Linked DNA regions of Mus musculus: region 2 is linked to region 1. The links are chromatin loops, found by intact Hi-C in ENCODE. Cell type or tissue: left cerebral cortex. All regions are shown on one strand. Each heading gives the region's core, and the rest is flanking DNA. Links, peaks and the distances in the headings are about the cores only.

Region 1 (11,987 bases), core at 2,351-10,350:
CTCTGTGTAGCTCTGGCTGTCCTGGAACTCACTCTGTAGACCAGGCTGGCCTCGAACTCAGAAATCCGCCTGCCTCTGCCTCCCAAGTGCTGGGATTAAAGGTGTGCACCACCACGCCCGGCTCGCTCTCTTTTTTTAAAGAGCCTCTTCTGTAAATGAGATATATTCTTCCTCCTCCCTCCCCACACTGGTCCCACCCTCTAGAAAGCTCCCTTCTCTGTGAAGCCTTCCTTGGTGTCCAGGAAAGAGGATTCCTTAAGGGGCCCTTCCATGAATGTGTGCCTGATTCACAGCGCAGCTTAGGGTCCACACTGGAAGATCCTGACTCTGCTCCAGAATGTGGAGTCTCTTGTGGGCGTGGCTGCCCCAACTTAGAAGACACTGTCCTCCTCGTTTAGGAAAAATATGTGACTCTCACCTCCAACCCACCTCTCCACTGGCTGAATACATAGGCCAAACAGTGTCTGCTTTCTAACTAGGGGAGGAGCTCAGGGAAAAGGCAGCTAAACTTAGCAGCAGAGGAACCTGAGCTGCCGAGGGAAGAAACTGAATCTGAGAGCCACGAGAAACAACTTTTTTTTTTTTTTAAAGACAGGATTTAGCTCTACTGACCTGACTGGCCTTGAACTCACAAAGATCTGGATGCGTCTTCCTGGGATCAATGGCATGTGCCACCAAACCTACTTAATGTCACTGCATCCCAGCTGACCTAGAGTTCACTATGTACACCAAATTGGCCTTGAACTGCTGGTAATTTTCCTGCTTCTCCCTCCCAAGTGCTAGGGTTACAGCGTATACCACCAGGCCTAGTTTGTGGTTGTTTACAGATAGTCTATCTATGTAGCCATGGCTGCCCTAGAATTTGATATGTAGACCAGGCTGGCCTTTAATTCAGAGATTCTCCAGCTAGTACTAAAGGTGCAATACCCAGCCAGAAAACTTTCTGAAAGAAAGGGGCAGGTTATGGCTCATTGGGTAAAGGTGTATGCTGCCCAGCCTGGCGACCTGAGTTCAACCACTGGGACCCACATGGTGGAGCATTCATTCTTGAAAAATGTTCTCTAACCTCCACTTGTGTACCATGGCATATGAGTGTAGGCACATAAATAAATTAATGTAATATAAACACTAATCTAAAGGAGGGAGGCTGGAGAGATACTCAGTGGTTAAGAATACTTGTAGCTGGGCATGGTGGTGCACGCCTTTAATCCCAGTGCTTCAGAGGCAGGCAGATCTCTGACAAGGACAGCCAGGGACACACACACACACACACACACACACACACACACACACACACAGAGAGAGAGAGAGAGAGAGAGAGAGAGAGAGAGAGAGAGAGACCCTGTCTTGAAAAGCAACAAAACAAAAACAGCACTTGTTCTTGCAGAGGACTCTAGTTTGGTTTCCAACATCTACAGAGTGGCTCAAAACCATCCCCTAACATCTATTTCAGAGGATCTGACACCTTCTTTCTTTTGAGAGCAACAGGCATGCATGTGATGTCCGTATATACAGACAAGAAAAATACTCATACACATAAAAAAATAGGTCTAAAAAAATTTGGTTTTAGAGAAAAAGGAAGACCATTAGTTGAAATAATATATCCTGAAGTGTCTGTCTGTCTGTCTGATGGCCTGGAAGGCAGGCAAGAAGAGGGTTTAGGGGGGAAAAAAAAACCACTTCCCTTCTGAGGATGACTATGGTCGATAGCTAACAGAAAAACTGGGGCCTTCGATGAAAGGATGAGCCGCCATCCTCTCTGGGTTGCAGTGTCCTGCCTGAGAAGTGCACCTTTGTTCCTAACTCAGCCTAAAATGTAGCCCCACCCCAAAGAGAGAGTTTTTCCTACTCAAGTACAAGATGAGTCACTAGGAATAGGAGCTCACTTACAAACAAAAACAAACAGAAAACAGGCTTTCCTTTCCCCCCTTTCCCTTGCTTATTTTTGGTTGTTTTCAAGACATGGTTTTACGCCTAGCTCCTTGGTTTTTTGTTTATTTGTTTACTTTTTCCAAGACAGGGTTTCTCCGTGTAGCCCTGGCTGTCCTGGAACTCATTGGGTACACCTGCCTCTGCCTGGGATTAAGTGACAGGATTAATGGTGTGTGTCACCAGGTCACCAGTACCAGTCCCTTTCTGGTCTTCTTTTTACACAGCCCAGGTCTAGGAACCTATTCTGTAGTCCAGGGATCTTTCCAACTCAACCTCAGCCACTAAGCCCAGCTATGTAGATTTCCTTTCAGTGGAACACACTATTGTCATGCGGCAAAGACTACAGAAAAGTTTTCTGGTGTCACATGCTAAAAATAAGGTATTGCAGGAGAACTGGCTACAGTCCACTATCTCTGTCCTGTGCAAAAGCCAAGCATTTGTGACTCCCACAGACATCATTTAAAGGTGTGTCTGTCTGAATCTGGTTTCTCTTTACAGAGGCACATGTGAGGGTAATCTGGCTGAGACATCTGTCATCTTATTGATCATCAAGATGGACTCTGCTGATCCACCCTGCTTGGCCAGGGTCCAACTTTCCCCTCACTGCCCTACCTACATTCCTCCTGAAGAGGACAACCTCTATCAGAAGACTGCACTCTGGTCAGAGTGCACATGTCTCTGTACTCCTCTGCTGGAAGCTCCAAACAAGCTCTTGTTTGTTTGAAACAAGATCTGTCTATGTAGGCCTGGACATCCTGGAAATTTGCTATGTAGACCGGGCTGGGATTAAGCTCACTTTATACAAGAAACATTAACAGGAGGCTGGAAAGATAGCTCAGCGGTTCCTAGCACCCACATGGTTGGTTCACAACAGCTTGTAATTCCAGCTCCAGGAGACTTAATAACCCCCGCTCTGAACTGTGAGGGTGCACGTGGCAGATTCTCACAGATACACAAACACACACAAATTTCTTCTTAAAAAGGAAACATTAACAGATTCTAGAGGAACTGGATGAAAAGTAATAAAAAATGGATTTTGTTTTGTTTTGTTTTTTGAGACAGGGTTTCTCTGTATAGCCCTGGCTGTCCTGGAACTCACTTTGTAGACCAGGCTGGCCTCGGACCCAGCTGAAAAGGAATAAAAAAAGGATCTTTTATCTTTTACACTTCACATGTTTTGTGCTTCAATGTTTTCCTTATATTCTTCCATAGTTAAAAAGAATTTGAGCCCGGCATGGTAGAGCACGCCTTTAATCCCAGCACTTGGGAGGCAGAGGCAGGCGGATTTCTGTGTTCACGGCCAGCCTGGTCTACAGAGTGAGTTCCAGGACACAGCCAGGGCTATACAGAGAAACCCTGTCTCGGAAAAAAAAAAAAAAAAAAAAGAATTCACATTACTGGCATCCCCCAGCCTATACTGCTCCTGGCTTCTCAGCTAACATTCCTAGAGTCCATGTTCAACTTACTCCCTGCCCTAGTGAGGCTGTGTGCTGAGAAGATCTAAAGCTCGGTCACCTTCAGGAGTGAGTACACAGTTTCACAAAGGAACTAGATTTTGCTCCTTGGAGGGGGAAGGGTGTGGGGAAGGACGGGATAGGGTGACTCTAGGAAAGTCAACTCTATTACTAAACTTCATCGAAGTAGACTCACTGTTATCTGTGGCACTCAGAATAACTCTCTACATTGGAGGCTGGATATACGGCGGTTAAGAGCGCTGCTCTTCCAGAGGCCAGAAATTCTGTTCCCAGGACCCAAGTCACACCTGCCTGTAACTCAGATCCAGGCATCCTCTTCTGGTCTCCTCAGAACATGCATGTTCAGACATACACATACACACAGTCAGACAGACACCATGTGGTTGCTGGGAATTGAACTCAGGACCTCTGGAAGAACTGCTAGTTCTCTTAACCACTGAGCCATCTCTCCAGCCCTGAGAGTTGTTCTTTAATTTTTTTTTTTACTTATATTTTAAGATTTTGGAAAAAAAAAAACTTTAAAAAAATTTTAAATCATTTGTGTATGTATAAGTACAGGTGCCTTCAGAGATTAGAGATCCCACATTCCCCTGGAACTGAAATTATGGGGTTTGTGAGCAATCCAGTGCTAGAAACAGAATTTGTTCCATTGCAAGAGCAGTAGGCCTTTTAATGGGTGAGCCGTCTTTTTAGCCCCTAAATAATATGTGTGTGTGCGTGTGTGTGTGTGTGTGTGTGTGTGTGTGAAGATGATAAACCCATTGTTTTGTGAAGATAGAGTGGAAGAGGCAGACAGGATGAGATGGGTCAGCAGGAATGGGCATTTGTTACCAAACATAATAACCTATCTTTGATTGCTGGGAGGACGGGCTGGGAGGACGGGCTGGGAGGACGGGCTGGGAGGACGGGACCATGGCAAAAGTCTCCTCTGACCTACACATGTGTCTACTGCATGGGTGCGGCTCCCAACACGCCACTAAATAAATAAGTTTAACAATTTGTTCAGAGTTAGAGAAATGTCTCAGTGCTTATAACTCAGACTGATCTTAGAAAGTACTTAGCACCCACATCTGGTGACTCACAACCACATGCAACTCCAGGTCCAGGGAATCCAATGTTCTCTTCTGCAGCCTATGGGCACTGCACTTAAATGGGCAGATACCTACACACATATAAAACAAAAACAAAAAAAACTATTTTCAAGGGCTTCTGATTCCAGTACTTGGAAGGCAGAGGCAGGTGGATCTCTGAATTTGAGACTAGTTTGATCTACATAGTTCCAAGCCAGCCACGGCTACTACATAGTGAGTCCCTGTCTCATATAAATAAAATAAAAAAATAGCCAAGCTGGGCACCACAGGTGACTCTTATAATCCCAACACCAGGAAGCAGAAGCAGGACTATAAATTCAAGCTCGACCTCAACTACATCGGGACTTCAAGGCCAGCCTGGGCTTATAAAAGGCCATTGCAAAAACAAACGCAATAAAAAGTAAACAAAATATGCAGACCTCAGGCAAAGTGTGAAAGCACACTTTAACCAGCATCAGGTGGGTGGAGTCAGGAGCCGGCCCACAAGAAAAGAAGTAACAAAATTGCCTTTGTATTAAAACAACTTCCCCCAAATAAGGTGGTTCTTTTTCCTCAGGGGGGTTATGAAGAGAGGGTCTCACCAAGGCACCCAGGTCCGTATGCACCCCAGGCTGCACTTTAGCTAATAAGCCTTTTGCCTCAACCAACCCAGAGCTGATTACAGATTAGCAGGTCCATGCCTGGCCTGATATTCTTCAAAAGGAAATTTTTAGTGTAGCTGGCATCAAGTTGAACCTCACCCTAAATTCAAATTAAGAATATTCGTCCGGGGCCTAGCAAACACAGAAGTGGATGCTCACAGTCAGCTATTGGATGGGTCACACGGCCCCCAATGGAGGAGCTAGAGAAATTACCCAAGGAGCTAAAGGGAACTGCAACCCTATAGGTGGAACAACAATATGAACTAACCAGTACCCGGGAGCTCTTGTCTTTAGCTGCATATGTATCAAAAGATGGCCTAGTCGGCCATCACTGCAAAGAGAGGCCCATTGGACTTGCAAACTTTATATTCCCCTGTACGGCGAACGCCAGGGCCAAAAAGAGGGAGTGGTGGGTAGGGGATTGGGGGGGTGGGTATGGGGGACCTTTGGGATAGCATTGAAAATGTAATACCTAATTAAAAAAAAAAAAAGAATATTCGTTTATCCACGAAGCTGGATCTCCAGCAGAATTAGGGGACTTTCAGGGTTTGTTAAAGAATAGAGTCTATTGCCCAGAGGATTGTTTTGTTCTGTTTCTGTCGTTGTGGGTTTTTTGTTTTTTGGGTTTTTTTTCTCCCAGTCCAGACCTGGCCTGAACTGAAGTCTCAGCCTCCTCTGAGTTGGAACTAGAGGCCTGTGGCTACCATACCGAGCTAAGTTATTTGAAAGGAAGATGCCTATCTGTTTCTTCAGGGGCAGAGAAACTTACAGCAGGGGGCCAGGTGACTTGGAGCCTTTAAAGGGAAGAGCGACCTAATGCCACACAGCCTGTCAACACAGCTGGGCGAGTCCAGCTGGTTCAGGAAGCACCAAAAATAAGCTACAAAGAATTCAGGGCCGTGCTTATGGTTTAGATTCCAAACACACTTTGTGTTTATCCCTTACCAAGGAGGCGGTATTTTTACGTGTGTGTGTGTGTGTGTGTGTGTGTGTGTGTGTGTGTGTATGCGCACGCGCCTGCATTAACACTAAAGGAGAACACTGGAAGCAAAGGAATGTAAGTTGTGGGTCAACATATATGCCTGATGAATTATTCTGTATATTTGGCATAAAAACAAAGATTTAAAGTAAAACACCACGACCGCCTCTACCTAGGAGGGAAAAAAAAAAAAGGCAAACCGCCATTCAGAGGCAATAAAGCGGTGCACCCAGTGCCCTCCACTCCCAGAGGTTCACCTGGACCCAGTGGGCTGAAGCCCGCTTGCGGGAGGGAAACTGAGAGGGGCGGGGAGAAGGGAGAGACACACCTCGCCGGGCGAGGCTGGCGGCCGCCGCACAGGTTCTGCCGAAGGACCCGACTCAAGCAAACCAAGAGACTCCTTTCTCCGGGCTCTCCCGCCTATGGCCGAAGGGCTTGGTCCTCTAGCTCCCCCGCGTCCATCTCTGTGATCCCTCCACACCGACCGTCCGGGCTCCCCAGATCCCACACCTTCGTCCTTCCCAGACCCCACGCTGCATTCCTTTCGGTCACGGACTGGGACCCGTTACCTGCAAAGCGGCTCGACAGTCCTGCAGGTAGTCCTCCATGGTAAAGCCCGAGGTGTGCCGTTGCCCCTCAGCCAGGAGAGGTAACCCGGCAGAATGTACCCCGCCCTAGACCTAGGGTCTAGAGCCGAGAGTCAGGGGGCGGGACTCGAACCCGCCACTAAAGGGTTCGGCCTCCGAACCCCAGGAGGAAGTGCGTAATCCGGCACTCCGGGAGTCCGGCGTTGCCCCGCCCCCCAGCGGCAGAGGCTGGGTTCTGAGCCCAAAGACTCATGGGACGTCAAGGAGGAGTATGGTATATCGCGGTGCCTCCTGGGAAATGTAGTCCAGCAGCTCGTGTTTGTCCTCAAGTGAGCAGTTTTCGGAGGGCTATGACATGCAAATTGTGTATGTGTCACAATAACTCGCCTTTATGGCATCTGAACTTGCAGATAGGACTAAGTATAGTACCTTTCCATATATTACACCGAAAATCTGTTCGAGATTGATGTAAATTAATCTCTCAATTTTTTTTAAAATACAAATTCTTTCTATCTAGCCCAACCTGTCTGGAATTTGTAATCTTTCTCCTCAGTTTCCTGAATACTGGATTCACAGGCCTGGTTTGGTTAGGACTTTAAATTACAACATTGCTGTACATATTATTTATTAAAATAGCTTCCCTGGTTAGGTGTTTTTTCTTTCTTTTTTTTAAATTCTCCCCTTTACCAAACTGACAAATCGTGATCAATGTGTTTGTTCACGATAGGAAAACATTACCATAATGTTTGACTTGTTTTCTTAAAACCTACTGTCGTGCCAACTCTTCCTCCTTCTTCATAGCCTTTCTTCTACAGCCTGAGCAAATACTCCTCATTCATGGGCTGTTGCAACCGTGACTTTGCTTCCTGGGTCTCTGTTGCAACAGTTCTCTCGGCTTTCCGAGTTGCTTGAAGCCTTATCCTTTGGCCGTCACATCAATAGAGTTTAGAGGAGCCTTCAGAACCTAAGGCTGGGTTCCAACATCCCTTAACTGCCACTTGCGTGTCCCAGGGCAGACTACTTGGGGGGAAAATGTCCCTTCATCATAACATGTTCCCTCATTTTTTAATCTATCCCCAGATCGTCCTGCTTCTCGGGGAGGTGAGAAGAGGCAGAAGAGCGTCTTCCTCGCCCCCGACCAGGTACACAGCTGAACCAGTTTCATTCCTAGCCTTTCAAAAAAAGCATACGGGGAAGAAGGGAAGCCTTGGGAAAGAGCTCAGGGGCTCCAGAAAACCAGGAGTGGGAATTTTCTTTCTTATTGAACGAGTACATATGCAAACACAACGCCCTTCCGCCCTGCTTTCTTGGCTCCAGAGCAGAGGGCTGCGGCGGGCATCCAGGGAGGTCTAATCAACAGCCGCTGTCCCGCCCTGCTCCTCCGGGCTCTGCCAGGCCGCTTGCTTTTCCCGGTTCTCACCAGAGAGGCACACGCGCTCCGTCCCTTCCAGCGGCAGGCGGAGGGAAGAGAAAGGGTCTGTTGTTTTTCTCTCTTCCTTTCTGCGGCTCACCGGGCTGCTGACCGGCTCAGACAGCCCTGATGGAAATCCTCGGTAGCTGAGCAGGCCCCTCCTCCTCCTCCTCCTCTAGGGACCGCGTCCTTGGCTAATTTGTCTTTGTCCGGACAGGGGGAAAAGAGGGACAGAGAGAAGAAAAAGAAAAACCACAAACTTCCTTTGAAAGCCAGTTTGTAGGCACGGCCTGGAGCGCACGCCGGAGGCTCGGTGACTCGGGAATCCTGAAGACTCTGGGAAGCCAGGCGGGACCGCCTGCGCTGTGCCTTGCTTGTCCTCGGCCCCGACCCTGCTCCAGCGTCCCCCGTATTGGGCGTGTGTCCGGAAGTGGCAGCGACCCAGGCTGGACGCCGCGAGAGTAAACCCGTGTCAAGCCGTGTAAGCTCTGGGGCTGACAGCTGGGAGGCGGCTGGCGCAGTCGGCGCCCCTCAACGATGTCCCCACCTCCCGCGTAGAACCGCCAGAGTTGAGTCCTCTCCCAGTGCCGGAACCTCATCTACCTCTTTGAGGTAAAAACTTTTGTTTTCAAACTATCTTCACCTCGTCTCGCAGCTCTCCCTACCCTCTCTGGGCGAAGTTGACACCTGATGTCCCATCTGTGGTCTCTTAAGTCTGGGTCGCTTACAGGATCCCAGGCACCCGGAGCAGTAAGAGATGGAGCAGTAAAAGAGATGCGGTCTTCAATTTCCCCCTTATAAACCCAAACCCTCTCTCTCCCTCTCCTAGAGAGCCAGAATTACAGGGCTTGCTGTATTCTAGAGGAATCTCAAAGCATGTTGGCATGAAGAATTGCATTTGGTTGGAAAGATTGGGTAATACCAGTTAAAGACGTAGGGAGAAGAGTCCTGAGGGTGGGTGAAGTCTTTAAGGATATACCTATTTCATATGCTTTTCCCACTCTGTGAATAGTATCTGCTGCTGACTAGGAAAGGACCAGAGATTTGACTCCCTGTGGGTCACCATAGGTAATTCCAGGAAGAGGAGGTGTAGATTTGGACTGAGGAAAGAAGAGGAGGGACAGGGCCATAACCCCTGTTTGTTTGGGTCCCCCTCCCCTCATGCTTTCCTCTGGCCTTGCAGGGTGCAGCCCTGTTGCTCTTCCTGCCCTGACACTGGAGCTGTCCTCATTCACTGAGCCCCCACTCCCTCCCATGGTTCTTGTAGCTCCTCTCTTTGGTCGACTAGCTTTCCCAACCCCCACTTAATTATTGATCATTTCTAGCCTTGGGCAGAAAATGAGCTGTGCTTGTCTTTAGGCTTTTTAATATTTCCCAGACATGGCCTCTGTTTCAAGGTTGACTCTAAGTGCCATGGGAGGGAAAGAGATGTGGAGAAAGAGGGGTGGAAGGCCTCCAGGTAATCTTTGCTACTCTAAGTCTAAATTAACAAAATATGAATTACCTGAAGCTAGCAGAAGTTATATTTGAATCAGGAGAATGATCAATTTACTGTATTTATGTTATTTCAGGAACTTTGATGTTTCTCTGTAGCCCAGGCCGACCTCGAGGTTCTCCGGCCTCAAGGCCCCCTGAGTAATGGGGATGGGAAGGCCTGGAACACCACACCCAGCTGACGCTCCTCAAGGCCTTTTCATAGTCTCCAAGCCTTGAAGGTTTACAAGAAGAAAGCAGGCAACCAGATACGCCTGTCTCTGCCCACAAGGGCTGGCATTAAAGATGTGTGCCGCCATGCCCAGTGATCCCAGTTTAAAAGAAAAAGACAAGATTCCGATTGATGCACTATCTCCTGGCTTTCTCTCTGTTCCGGGGCTGGAGATCAAACCCAGGACCTTGCGTGTGTTAAGCACATGCCCTTCTGCTAGGCTGTACCCCCGAACGGTCCTCATTTGTGTCCTGTCAGTGTGTAGGGAGGGGAGTAAGGAGACTGAAGGGAGATATTTCAGAGGCAGGAACTGCTTTTACTATCTGCAGGCCTATCTAGACCTCATTTGATGCCAAGTGCTGATTAACTGCAAGTTAAACAGGTCCAGTGTTCACATCCAAAATGATCTGTATGGGAGCCATAAAGAGCACGTGTGCCAACAGGTTGTGAGGCTTGGACCCAGAGCATTGCATATATCAGGCAAGGCTCCACTACTGAACTATATACCTCCAGCTCTTTTTTTATTTTAAGATATGGTCTCACAAAGATCCTCCTGCCTCAGCCTCTTAGTAGCTAAAATAACAGGTCTTTGTCATTATATACAACTAGTGGAGATATACATCTATGTTTGTGAGTGCTTGTTTTTGTGTATGTACACCATGTGTGCTCATTGCCCACGGAAGCCAGGAGACGGTCGGTCGCAGCTTTCCTGGAACTTGAGTTACAGTTTCTTGTAAACCCCTCTGTGGATGCTGGACTTGAATCTTGATCCTTTGTGCCTTAACCTCTTGAGCCTCACCTCTGGGGTATTTTAATGTAAATCAATAAACAGCAGTTTCCCATTCCCTATAAATATCTAACAAGAGATCTCTGGGTGCAAGCACTGCCAGAAACAACTAGGATCTGAAGTTGCTGTGTCAACTTGAGCTAGTGAGAGCAATCTACTGCAAGGATTGTGGAGAGTCTTTTGTGTGCCCCCTAACTAAAGTTGTTACCGGTAGTAGGATTAGAACCTGTGCCTGGGGCAGCCCTAACCAGCCAAGTGTGGCCTCTTGTTTTCAATAAGCCAACTAAAGAAGTTGAACTGGTAGGCAGGCCAGTCAGAGACAGCTAAACTAGTCAAGGCTCTGGCTGCGTGATGGCCAGAGCTTCAGCCCCAGGTTCCACGTGGTGGAAGGACAAAACAAACTTGAAAGTTTCCTTCTGGCCTCCAGGTGTGTACACACAGAGAAACTAAGTAAATGTAATAAAATTAAAATAATAGTGAAAGGTAGAAAGGGGGGGGGAGAGCAAGGATTATTCAATGTGGCCACTTTAGGATTAGCGACAGAGAGATTTGGTCATGTCCCCATGTCTGTCATCAGAGTCCCTAAATGAAGGGTAAAGTTTCAGTAGAGAGCCTGATTTCTGCACAGCTAAACAGCCTAGGGCTGGTCAAGGTGTGGTCTGCCAATTATTGACCTGCTTGTTTGGGCTTTAGCCTCGGCTGTCAGGCTGTCAGGCAAGTCGTTAGAATGCTGTGAAGTCTTTTCCTGGATACCGGTTCCTCTCTGGCTGGATTCAAGGGTCAGTGTTTTTCTCCTGCAGGCTTGAGATTCCTGGGGGAAATTTCAATTCCTTGGGATCCACTGTTTCAATGGTCAGGTTGAAAGTGAGCGGAGGGGCATGAAGTGTCTCTTTAAAAGCAGTTCTCAGCCAGGCGTGGTGGCGCACGCCTTTAATCCCCCAGCACTTGGGAGGCAGAGGCAGGCGGATTTCTGAGTTCGAGGCCAGCATGGTCTACAGAGTGAGTTCCAGGACAGCCAGAAGTTGAATAATCCTGGGAAATGAGGAGCTGTATTGAATGCCGCAGCATAGGAAGACTGAGCACCGCTGCTTTAGAGCACCCTCAATCCCTCAGCTATACCCAGATTACAGAGTTGCTTATCCAACCCTGATTCAAGTCCCACCCACGGCTGCATTTCCTTTCCTCGACAGGAAGCCCCTCCCTAAGCTTTTTGCTGGTTTGGGATTGTGATCTTGTGAGAGCTAGGCTGGTGACTCAAGGCCTCTAATATCAGCACATGGGCGGCTGCGGTAGGAGCATCACCAAGAATTCTAGGCCATCGCCTGGCATGGCAGTGCACACTTGTAATTTCAGCACTCAGGAGACAGGCAAGTGGATCT
Region 2 (11,987 bases), core at 1,979-9,978, 53 kb before region 1:
TCTACAAGAAGTGTGGGGGCTAAACAGTCTGTGGGCGCAGCTGCAGTGACTGGTTTTGTCTTGTTTTTGCTTTTGAGTCTTGTTTCAAACTCAACTCTAGTTCAGGCTGGCTTTGAACACAAACCCTTCCTGCTGAGGCATCTCTGGTGCTGGATTTCAGGAATATATTACCAGGTCCAAAACCTCTGTAACCCTCGCTGTTCCATTACTCAAAATATGTAGTCCATCTGGGCCTCAAACTTCTGGCAATCTTCTTGCCTTAGTCTCCCGAGTGCTGGGTTCCAGGTGTGCACCCCACCCTTGGCTTCAGACTTTGCTTTCCCACCTTAGTCTTGTGCAAGGGTAGACACACACAGGTGTACACAGGGCATGCACACCCATGAGACTGTGGAGCAAGGTAAAGGGGGAGGACCTCTGGTGTCCTGCTCTATCATTATGGGTCCTGGTCCCTTGAGACAGGTCTCTCATTGAACCTGGATCGAGGCTGGTGGCCAACAAGTCCAGCAACCCTCTGTCTACATCCTCCCATATCGCTGAGGTGACAGATGTGGACAGCCACACCCAGGTTTCTATTTGGCTACTGAGGATTTGAACTTGGGGTTTTGGTTTGTTTTTTTTTGTGTGTGTGTGACAGGGTTTGTTTTGTTTGTTTGTTGCCCTGGTTGTCTTGGAAACTCATTCTGTAGACCAGGCTGGGCTGGCCTCAAATTTGGATCTCCCTGCCTCTGCCTCCTGAGTACTGAGATTAAAGGTGTGCCACACCACTGCCCAGATGAACTCAGTTTGGTTTTTGGCTTTTTAAAGCTTGTGCCACCAGAGTTTGGCAAGTAAAGGTTTATTTGTTTATATATTGTATGTATGAGTGCTTTGCATGTTTGACTGCAAGCCAGAAGAGGGCATCAGATCCCATTACAGATGGTTGTAAGCCACCACGTGGTTGCTGGGAACTGAACTCACGGTCTCCAGAAGATCGGACCTCAGGTTCTTAGGCATGTGTAACAGGTGGGCTTACCCACAGAGCCATCTCCTTAAGCCTCTGCCTCCTGCTTCCCAGTGCTGAGATTAAAGGAATTCAACACTACTGCCTGGCTCAGCTCTTTTTTTTTTTTTTTTTCTTTTTCATTTAAAATTCTTTAATTTGAGCTGGTGAGATGGCTCAGCTGGTAGGAGCACTTGACTGTTCTTCTGAAGGTCCTGAGTTCGAGTTCCAGCGACCACATGGTGGCTCACAACCATCCGTAGGGAGATCTGACTCCCTCTTCTGGTGTGTCTGAAGACAGCTGCAGTGTGCTTACATATAATGAATAAATGAATCTTTTTTAAAAAATTCTTTAATTTATGTGTACGTGTGTGTATGATATATGTGTGCATGATGTCCTAAGAGGATGTTGGTTCCGCTGGAGCTGGAGTTTCGGGGGTTTATGAAACAGCAGGGGTGCTGAAAACGGAACTTGAGTCTTGGGGAAAAACACCAAGTGCTTGTAATTGCTAAGCCATCTCTTCATCTCATGACCTTTTAATGTTAAAAATACCAGCTACTCTATTTATAATCCCAGCACTCAGGAGTTTCAGGAATATCAGTCTGGGTCCAGGTTGGGCAAGACCCTGGCTCAAAATAAAAAAATAAATAAAATTTTCAGGCAAGGTCTCAAAGCTCAGGCTAACTTTAAAAGGTAACTCCTGATGCTCCTGCCTCCATCTCCCAAACGCTGGGATTACAGGCATGATCCAGGATACCTGGTGTAAAGCAAGGCAATTCTTGGTCTGTCTGTCTGTCTTTCTGCAAGCTCCAGACTAAGCCCTTGGGAACTGAACCTTACTCAGCAGGGAAGCATCTTAACAAGAGACTGCTGTCGGGACTGAAGCAGGGCAAAGGAGTTTGCAGAAAGGTGACGTCACCATCCCAGGAACGCCCTCTGGCCATCTCCATAGTAACTGCAGATGTGCTCGTAAGCATGACTGCACCTATAACACCTTTTAGTGAACCAATCCCTGCTCAGGTCTAGGGCTACAGACACTACAAAGCAAGCCCTAAAAGTCATCCAGGTCACTGACGCTGCTTATCAGGAATGTTTGCTGCATTACCAGGTTTCTCCTAGTTAGCTGACTTAAAAAAAAAAACCCTTCCTTTTACATCTCCTACAGAGTGACCTCATTATAACAGACGGCATATAATAGATTGTTTTCCAGAGACAATGCTGACCCTGAACTTCTGACCCTTCTTACTCCTCAAAGATTATATAATAGGCTCTTAAACAAACAAACAAAAACCAGAATCCTTAGGAAAAAAGATTTGTTTTTGCTCTTTTGACCTAGGTTCTAGCAATGTAACCCAGGCTAACTAGAAAGTTATTATTTAGCCCAGGCTAGTGTCAAACTCAAGATCCTCTCTAGTTACTACTTCCAGCCTTCTGACTGCTGAGAATACAGGTGTCATCAGCACATCTGGCTTAAAATAAAAACAATGTTTAAAAAAAAATGTTATTTGAGGCAGGGTCTCACTATATAGCCCTGACTATCCTTGAACTCCTTTTGTAGACCAGGCTGGCCTCGAACTTACCTGCTTGCCTCTGCCTTCTGAATGCTTGGATTAAAGGTGTGTGACATCACACTCTAGATTCTTAGATTCTTTAGTAATCTAGACGACCTAGCCAGTTTTTGTACATCCCAAGTCTCATAGTTTCTAATATACTCCCTTAAAAATGTTTAAGGAGGGCTGGAGAGATGGCTCAGCGGTCACTGACTGTTCTTCCGAAGGTCCTGAGTTCAAATCCCAGCAACCACATGGTGGCTCACATCCATCTGTAAGGAGATCGGATGCCCTCTTCTGGTGTGTCTGAAGGCAGCTACAGTGTACTTACATATAATAAATAAATCTTTTAAAAAAAATGTTTAAGGAGCTAGAGAGATAGCTGAGGCTGTGGGCACTGGTGGCTCTTCCAGAGGACCTGGGTTAGGTTCCCAGCACCCACGACACACAAGGCCTGTTCCAGGAGTTCTGATAACTAGTCTTCTCGGGAAATGAGGATGCACTTGGCATATATTAAAAAAAAATCTGTTTGTGTATTATGTCTTTGAGAGAGCTGTGGTGTCCATGGCTGAGCCTCTGCAGAGGTGAGAGGACAGTCCCAGGCATCAGTCTTTGATGCCTTGTTTGACCTTGTAAACTAGGCAAGCTGAGCTGTGAGCTTTCAGGGAGTCTCTTCAGCCTTCCATCTTGCTGAAGCACTGGGATTCCAGCCACACTCCTGGAGTGGATGTAGCCACACTCCCATGCTCAGCTTTATGTGTGATCTGGGAGTCCAAACTCGGGTCCTCAGCCTTGAGCAGTACTGAGCCATCTCCCCAGCCCCAGCCTGGTACCCTCAGCAATCCTGTCTTAGCTTCCTAGCAGCTGGGATTATAGACATGTACCACCACGCCCCAGGAAGAATTTTGAGGCTGGTACAGTGGCACACTCCTTTAATTCCAGCACTTGGGAAGCAGAGGCAGGCAGAGGCAGATCTCTGAGTTCCAAGCCAACCAGAGTCACACAGTGAGAGCCTGATTAAAAAAATACATCCGATGTGGTTTTATCTTTGTTTCTCCAACAAGGTCTTGATGTATAGCCTAAGTGCTGTTTTATCTGCCTCTTAGTCCTGGAATCACAGGCATGTACCATAATGTCCAGCTAAGAATTTAGTTCTCAGGCTGGAGAGATGGTCAGCAGTCAGGAGCACTGACTGCTCTTCCAGAGGTCCTGAGTTCAAATCCCAGCTACCACATGGTGGCTCACAACCATCTGTAATGGGATCTGATGCCCTCATCTGGTGTGTCTGAAGACAGCTACAGTGTACTCCCATACATAAAATAAATAATTTAGGAATTTAGTTCTCAAAAAAAGTATTTTCTTATATTCTGTTTACTACTTTTTGTGGTTCTAATCTGAATAGCAGGAGAGCCTTATATGGTGGTGGGATTCCTGTGACCCCAGCATCTGGCAAGTGGCAGCAGGAAGATGAAGAATTTGATGTCAGCCTGGCTACAAGAGACCCTGTCTCAAAAAATAAAGTGAGCAGAGACTAAGCTAGGATTTGAGTTATTGTTGATAAACTGACTTCCTAACAACTGTAACCTAAAAAAAGTTGCCTAAATAATTTATCAGGGATGGACAGAACTATCATCCAATGTAAAAAGCTAGTCCAGTGTGGCAGAGCACAGCTGTAGTCCCAGCACTCAGGCTGAAGCAGGACGACTGTGGGTTCAAAGCCCCCCAAAACCAAACCAAGACCATGAACGAATATAAAACAAAAACAATTTAAAAGAAAATGTGTGAGATATTAAAAGGCTGAAAATCTCTAGCTATACCATTGACCTATCGACATGTACAGAGAGACTCAAATTTGTCCCAGAAAACAGACATAAAGGCATATGTGGCATTAAAATAAAAAAGACCGGCTGCTCTTCAGCTATCGTCCCCTTTCTTTCCCTAAATGCTCTTCACCCATCATTTTATCTATTTTTGCTTATCCTAAGGGCTCTGGATGGTGAAAATTGACATATTTGCTCAGTAAATGCCACCCAGTTATTTTATGCAGAGTAACTTCTAAATTTTCATTGTCTATTCTTAGAGATAAAATGATTAGTAGATACACACATTTAAAAGATACACTTTCTTTAAACTACCTGGACACACCCAAATACCCTTTGTCCAGATCCCCCCAAGAGCATTCAAGGCCTAATCCACAGGGCCTTGCTGTGTCATGCTGCCACCATGCAGTCTAAGGAGGGATGGTGGTGGATGAAAATGGAGGCTTCCTGGTATTTCTCATGTTGCTCTAGGATTTTCCTATTAGCCACAATCCTCCCCTTTTTCTAGGAGGAGCTGCAAAGACAAATCTGCTGTCATAAGTAGTTCCTGTGAGCTACACTGATTGCAGCATGCCATCGGGCAATCCCACAATGGCTCCCACCTGTCCCACCTAAAGCCTCTTTGGAGCAAAAATCTGAGATAGGGAGGAGATTGTTAAAGGTTCCAATCACTCTCAATAGCATCTCATGTTTAAAAAAAAAAAAAAGTACCCTACTCCCCAAACCTCCCTACAAGAGACAGAAAATCGAGGGGGATAGAAATACAAGGGAGTAGAGGCTACAATAATTACAGTAGGAATAAAGATTCACCAAATAACTGGTAGCAGAAATTATAGCTTGAAAAGGAAGATATAGATAACTAGACACTAGACAGAAGCCATTAGATGCACAGGGCAAAAATTATAGGAAAATGAATACATGAAATGAAGAGCTAAATGCCGAGAGATGATTACAGGTAAAGTGCTAGAAATGAATGCCTAGGTCCATGGTAAGGCATGGATGGAGATCTTAACAGATAAAAAATCTGGTAACGAATAGTAACCCATTGTTCATAGCGCCCCCTTCTCTCCTCTTAAACTGCCCCCCACCTCGGTCTCACACGGGGTCTTTCAAGCTTAAGAAGCGGTCCCTCGTCTTGGTTACCTGTTAGCAATGAATGACTAGGGTGTTCCGAAGACGGAAGGGATGCCTCAGGGGCTCGGGGGTCGGCTCTGGACTGGAGAGGAGGAGGCTGCTGAAGGAAGCTGTCGCGGATGTGACGGCTTTGTCTCCTCACGCCTTCTCCCTCGTCTGTGACAGAATCTGCCGCTGGGTCTCCCCTGCAATGCAGCCCCTCCTAGCAAGGGCGGAAGCACTCCCCGCCCCCTCTCTGCCTGACTCGGCTAATTCGAGGGATAGGTTCCGGAACACGCTATCCACCGTAGAGCCTCTCCGTCGGCTCGCACCGCACCCCCACCTCTCCAAGTACCCTCGTGCTGACTGGAGCGCATGGCTGAGCAGTTAATTGTCCTCTAACTTAGATGTATGGGTTAAAAAGTCTTCCGGTTAAACAACAGAATGGCCCTCCTTTCCCACTGTAAGGACTAAAGGGGACTTTGGGAGACTCAGAAAGGGCCCCAGCGCATCGTCCTCTCAGCGCCTGCAGCAGGTGGACAGACTAGCACAGACAGTTGGGGTGCCGCGGTTGTCCCCGAGCGCGGTGCTTGCCGCTGTCCCCGCGGGCCACGCCGTGCGCCCCGAAGCTGGGCGGAGCGCTGCGCTCCGCTCTCAGCCCCTGGGTTTCGTAATCGCGTCGCCGGCGTTTCCGCCCTCCGCCAGCCCCACCTCTGCCGGCCCGCCCTCAACTCCCCGCCGTGCCGAGAAGCAGCCAGGGGACCCGGAGTGGCGGAGCCCCCGCCCGCAGTGGGGACGCCGGGGAGCCGCAGGTAAGAGCGCCGGGCGAGCCGGGCTGCGCGCGGGCGGCGGGGAGGGGAGGGCAGGGCAGCGGGGAGGTCGCGATCACAGTACACGCGCGGGCGGCGCAAGCCACGGAGAGGCAGGGAAGCGGCGACTGCAGCGTGGGGCCGGGTGGAAGGTGCGAAGCGACAGGGGCTCCTCGCCGGCCCTCTAACCTGAGAGATCTGCTGTGCTAGAGAATCCGAAGTGGTGCTGGGCCCCGGAAGGTCTAAGCCAGAGTGAAGCAGCCACGGAGAACATTGACAGAGCCAGTACAATTCATCGAAGTTCCCATCCTGGGTCGCAGTGGGTGGGGGACGGAGCTGGAGTCTGACGGAGAATATTGGGGGAGGGGAAGAAATTAGGATCTCCTTCTGTTAACTTTTAAGTATCCCCAGCCCTTCCCTGGGGTTAGGGCAGGGTTGGTGCTCGGACAAATATCTGTAACTTGTTTGAAAATGGGGCCCATTCCTCTCTTGGGAGTCCCTCAGCAGCCCGCTATGTTTGGAGGGTCTCCACACAGGGACCAGCTGCATCCCCGGGCTTATAGCCAGAATTTGCCCACACGATTCTCAAGTCTCTTTCTCTCCAGCTGCTTCTTGCTTCTTGTGAAGGCTTGTCAGACAGCGGGTTGGAGAGGGAGGCCTTGGGGCCGGAGGCAGCGGGACCGGGAGAACCGGTTTGGGGCTACCACAGGCTCGGGGAACTACCTGTGTACATCCTTCCTCCCCACCTCTCTCCTGCTCGCCCCTCTACAGCTCTGAAGTGTGTAAGGCCCACCGGGACGATGACGGTGGTTTAGGGTTTGTCATTTCAAGTTCTGGGTTTCTGGTGGAAGTGAGAGGGGCCCTCCTGTCAAGGATGTGGCTTTCTGCGCTTTTGTCCCTGATCCCTCCTGGCTTCCTTTTTACTGTGGGGATGAAGTAGTGGGCCATGGATTCAGCATCCCACCCTCCCCAGCTAGCCAGCTCAGGCTTTATTTGTTCCCAGCCCATTCGTTGGCTGCTTTGAAGAGGAGTGACAGCCAAAGCTTAGTACTTCCTTTTCTGGCTTTGTTCCTCCTCCCCCCCCCCCCACCCCACCCCACCCCACCCCCAACTCCCGCACTACCACAGTGACCCTGGCTGGTCTTCACACTCTGACACGGGCCTCCAAGTTTCAGAGACCCTAATGTCCTAAGGGAATGGAATTTCCTGGTCACTTCTCATCATCATTGGTGGTTTCACGCCAAGTCCCACACACACTTTCCCTCCACCCAGCTTGGTCAGGTCCCTGGAAGAGAAACAGAACTGTCCTTGTTCCCTCCTCGGCCCCCTTTCCTCTCCCTCCTCCTTCCCGCTTCCAGCATCGGCCACCCCTGACCACGCCGCCGGCTCGGCTCGCTTGGGGCAGGGTGGAGGACGTTGGTAGAGCCCTGCCTCAGTCTGGACTATCTGGTAGTGTTAGGGGTTTCCTCTGATTCTTTATTGTTTTCTCCATTTCCCCCAAGCCTTACCACCTGCCACCATCTTGATGAGCCTTGTGACTGACTTTCCCACTGACCAAGCCTCCCCTCTCAGGGCAGCTGTGCTCTGGACTTCAGTCTCATTACTCCTCCCTTCCAGGGGTGGGAAAGGAAGTGAAAGAGAGTCCAGACTCTTGGGTTCTTTCCTACCCTAGAAGCCTTATTCCACTGTTTGAGTGATCTCATCTCAAGGCTGCTACAAAACAACAAAGAAAAATGTCCAAAAAACAAATTGAACTCGGTTTTTTGTTGGTTTTTTTTTTTTTTTTTGGTCTGTCTAGGCTACTGGAAGGCTAGGCTTCCAGCCTCAAGCCTGGAGGGAAAGGTCCATTCTTATTCATGCTAATGTTTAATATTCATGAGCTGTGCTACCTCCCAGAGCTGGTCTGTACTATAGGAGAGGGAAGTGCAGTTCACACAAGGAAACTCAGCTGGGCCGTAACCCCTGGCAGCAGTGAAAGGGGAGAAAGTTCTTCCTTGGACACAAGTGCTACTGGAAAGTTCCTGTGTCTGGTTCACTGGTGGAGCTTCGAGGTGGTGGGGAGCAGAGTGGGAGACACAGGTCAGAGCATGAGGGGAAGATGAAGGGAGGCCTAAGCAGGCCCTCTGGGGTGTGAGGCAGGAGCTGCACACGATAGGACATGTGTAAAAGGGTGGGGAGGCTGGAAACTGATTCCTCAGAGCAGAAAGCTACTCTTCGAGTTACCCCTACAAGACATGGAGCAAGGGCCACGGGTGGGCCACGGGGAGGTGTCCACAGTCTGCCTAGCTTTCGGGAAAGACAAGGGCAGGTATTAGCTGATCTCTGGGAGGGGTGGCTGAGCTTCATCTGGGGCAAGTAAGAGGGAACAAAGGCAGTGGAGCCAGAAGGAAGCAGTCCCTCTCTTCAGAAGAATTTGCTGAGGTCCACATTACTACAGCTCGTCTCTTTGGAGCTAGGTGGTCCTTCAACAAAGTGTAGGTGTTGGGGCAAGGTAAGAGTAAAGGGAGGGACAGGGCGGAGGCCTTGTTTGTGAGAACAAAAAACCACTATTTCCTCTTCAGAGGCACTTGCACGCCCCTCCCCTGCTGCCCTAGACAAGGGAAAGGGGAGCTGAAGTCAGCAGCACCCCTAACTGTTCATTTCTGTCACTGTTTGGTTTTCTCTCACAGTCTCACCCCAAGTCCTTTTGGCCCCCTTCTTCCTTGGTCCCAGTACTCACTGGTCTTCACCCTGTTGGTGGTCTTTGTGCACTATTCTTTCTGTGAGAAGCAACTGTGAGCCTCTATCTTTGGAGGGGGTCAGTATTGGAGCTCAGTAGTCTCCCAAGAGAGACTCCGAAGATAGAGGCTTATCAGAAGGTTTCTGGGGAGGAGAGAGGGTTGTTTCCCACCCACATTTTATCTTCTTTCTGCTAAAATTCAGGATTCCACATCTAAAGAAGACAGGACCTTGTGCCTGCCTGCCCAAGCCTCTTGCCAGTGCCCCACCAGTCAGAGACTCCGACCTTCACCGAAAGGCCACTTGTTGGTGTCTAGGATTTCTACCTTTTCCCACCCCATCCGGTTGACTGAACCCAGGGTGTTGTTACACCTGCCTGTGAGGACTGGTTGGTTAGCAACAAACACGAGCCCCCTGGGGCCTCTGGCAGCGGCCTGAAGCTGGAACCATCAGGGAACATGAGCGAGTTTTGGCACAAACTGGGCTGCTGCGTGGTCGAGAAGCCCCAGCCGGTAAGTCTCCCCATCCCCACCCTGAAACAGGAATTCATTACCATGTGCTGTGAAGTGGAGACACCATCTCTGATCTGCCTTATGAAAAAACACTTTCCTTACCTCCCTCTTGAGAGGCAGGTGTGTTCACATGTAATAAAGGAGGCTCTGTGACAGAAGAGACAAGTCACCTAGCTGTCAATTAGGCCTGTTCTGAGGTGGGCAGGGGCTGTACCAGCATTCCCTCTCACCCAGAGGTGACTTTGCTTTGTCCTTTCGTTGTCAGCAGGCCACTGTCCTTACCACTCTGGTGACATTGTCTCTGGCTTATGATCTTCCATCTTTGTCTTTCCTACCCTAATATTTGCCAAATCAGTTCATAGCTCTTAGTGGGTTTTCAAGACTCCTTCTCCTTCCTCTGCTGTCGGGAGGAGATGGCTGCATACGCACTTGTGACTCCCTGTCTTCCCCAAACAGAAGAAAAAGAGAAGACGGATTGACCGCACTATGATTGGGGAGCCAATGAACTTTGTCCACCTGACTCACATCGGCTCTGGGGAGATGGGGGCTGGAGATGGACTTGCCATGGTAAGAGGGAAGGGAGAGATGTTTATTTGGGGTGTATTCAAGCAAGGGACCTAACAGTAACGTAGTGAGGAAAGGAGAATGTGAGATTGTGCATTCCTGATCTCCAGGGTTAGCTCCCCTTTTCTTTACAGTAACATATTGCTCTTCGTTGGAGTGAGGGGTATAGATCTTGTAATCATTGGAGAGCTTTTTCTAAAACCGTGGTCTCCCTTCCTATTAAGAACTAGTCAGAGCCAGGCCGTAGAGTGCTCACCCAGCATGCAGGAGCCCTAGGTTTGCTCTCCAGCACTGCATACTGATGTGCTGACTCATACCTGGAGTCTCAGTGCTCGGGGACTGGGGAGCAGAGGCTCAAGGTCAGCCTCTGCTGCGGAGTTTGAGGCCAGTCTGGCCAAGGAACCCTATCTCAGGGCCGAAGGAAAGGAAAGAAATCCCTTTAAATCAGTGTTAGAGTGAATCAGTTGTCAGTCTAGGGCTCTGTTCGAAATAATGTCTCCTGCATTTCTGCTCTCAGTAAGGGAAGTAGGTCTGGTCATACTTTTTAATACCAGTTACACAACTCACAGAAATATATGGAAGTATTTATGTGTGTGTGTATGTGTGTGTGTGAGAGAGAGAGAGACGGAGAGAGACAGGTAAATGACTCATTCCTGCCTGGTCTTCATGATTTCCTTGAGAGGAACGGCAGGCAGGTTTAACCTCTTCAGATAGATGTCATTGTCAGAGAAGAGAGTTGAGGTCAAGTTCCTCCTGCTGGCACGGGGTAAATTGTTGCTTGTTGTGGGACGTGGAGAGTTAGGAGGTTGTGTGACATGTGCTTTTCCACAGACAGGTGCAGTTCAGGAGCAGATGAGATCCAAGGGAAACCACCGTGACAGACCGTGGAGCAATTCTAGGGCCTTGTAGCTCCCATGGGACTGGTAAGTGACGAGAGAAACCCGTTTGATGCCGTGTGCCTGTGCCAGCATAGTCTGATGCCCTGCCTCAGTCCTTAGAGGCAAGAGTGAGGGTGAAATGGTGGACCGACAGAATTAAAATGAAGAATCGGGAACACAAGATCAAAACCTGTAGGGTTTTTTCCAAGAAGGCAGGGGAGGGGATACGGTGGCACCCAGCTGGAACCTCTGCACACTGCAGGGAGAGGGAGGAGCTGTCGGAGGTCAGCTTCTCCTCACCAACACAGTGAATGCCGGGCCAGCATGGGCTTCATGCGATCCTGTCTCAAAAAACAATGATTTTGAGAAGAGCGTCCTTTGGAAAGTTTAAAATATGCACTGTAGGCCAGGCATGGTGGCACATGGCTTTAATCCAGCCCCGGGGAGGCAGAGGCAGGAGGATCTTTGCATGTTTAAGGTTGGCAGTACATAGTGAGAGCCCCCTTCCTTGTGACTCCCCCACAGAAATGCACATTGTATAGCGCCTTCTCCCTCAGGCTTGGGAGTTTCTTCTTTTCCAGTGGGATTTTTGATGGGCAGGTTTTGAATTTGAGTTACTTCAGCAGTTACTTGGAGGAGGAGAATTGCTACGGGTTTGGGAGCAGCCTAGGGTACAGTGTGAGACCAAAACTTGATTTTTTTTTTTTTAATTCAGGTTCTGCAGTCTTGGAGTTCCCATTCTGTGATTCTGTGTCCAGCCCAAAAGAAATGCCACCACCAGATCCCTTCAACCAGTGACCCAAGGGCCCCCCCTCTTTCTCTCTAACAAGTGCCTCAAAAGGAGTGGGGGCTGGTCTCCCTTTTCTCCCTCTGGCCTCTGCCCCTCCTGGAGATGGGGGTCAAGGCAGCAGGACTGACCAAGTGACTACTGGTGGGCCAGAGGAGCTCCGCTGAAGCCCTGCACACCCTTGATCTGAGCTGGGGGTTCTCTGGGAACCTGGAATGGGTTCCTTGCTCCTGAATGAAGGTCGGGTGCTACCTGT

Evidence for each region. Peaks named below come from ENCODE experiments on the same cell type or tissue, not always from the same donor. Only the 100,000 strongest peaks of a DNase experiment are listed, where the experiment ranks them.
Region 2: a loop joins it to region 1, with 6 times the contacts of the local background. A loop is called at or near these places in 6 of 42 quality-filtered maps.

The regions. Positions count from the first base shown.
Region 1 is chr3:95,274,898-95,286,884 of GRCm38, forward strand. Prune1 (prune exopolyphosphatase) reads right to left here and starts at 7,179. Exons shown (of 8, transcript NM_173347.2): 1 at 6,688-7,179. The coding sequence starts at 6,726. Mindy1 (MINDY lysine 48 deubiquitinase 1) reads left to right here and starts at 8,038. Exons shown (of 10, transcript NM_199475.1): 1 at 8,038-8,728. In left cerebral cortex, for the core only: CTCF peaks have their summits at 6,929 and 8,152; DNase peaks (open chromatin) are centred at 6,062, 6,496, 6,938, 7,659 and 2 more places; H3K4me3 peaks cover 4,021 bases; H3K27ac peaks cover 4,482 bases.
Region 2 is chr3:95,222,591-95,234,577 of GRCm38, forward strand. Mllt11 (myeloid/lymphoid or mixed-lineage leukemia; translocated to, 11) reads right to left here and starts at 6,087. Exons shown (of 2, transcript NM_019914.4): 1 at 5,494-6,087. It overlaps Cdc42se1 (CDC42 small effector 1), which reads left to right and starts at 5,834. Exons shown (of 5, transcript NM_172395.3): 1 at 5,834-6,275; 2 at 9,195-9,502; 3 at 9,959-10,069; 4 at 10,898-10,989; 5 at 11,660-11,987. The coding sequence starts at 9,449. The coding sequence ends at 10,975. It overlaps Gm16740 (predicted gene, 16740), which reads left to right. Exons shown (of 4, transcript NR_108026.1): 4 at 3,933-4,068. In left cerebral cortex, for the core only: a CTCF peak has its summit at 3,830 (motif pointing left); DNase peaks (open chromatin) are centred at 4,846, 5,695, 6,155, 6,852 and 1 more place; H3K4me3 peaks cover 5,804 bases; H3K27ac peaks cover 5,580 bases.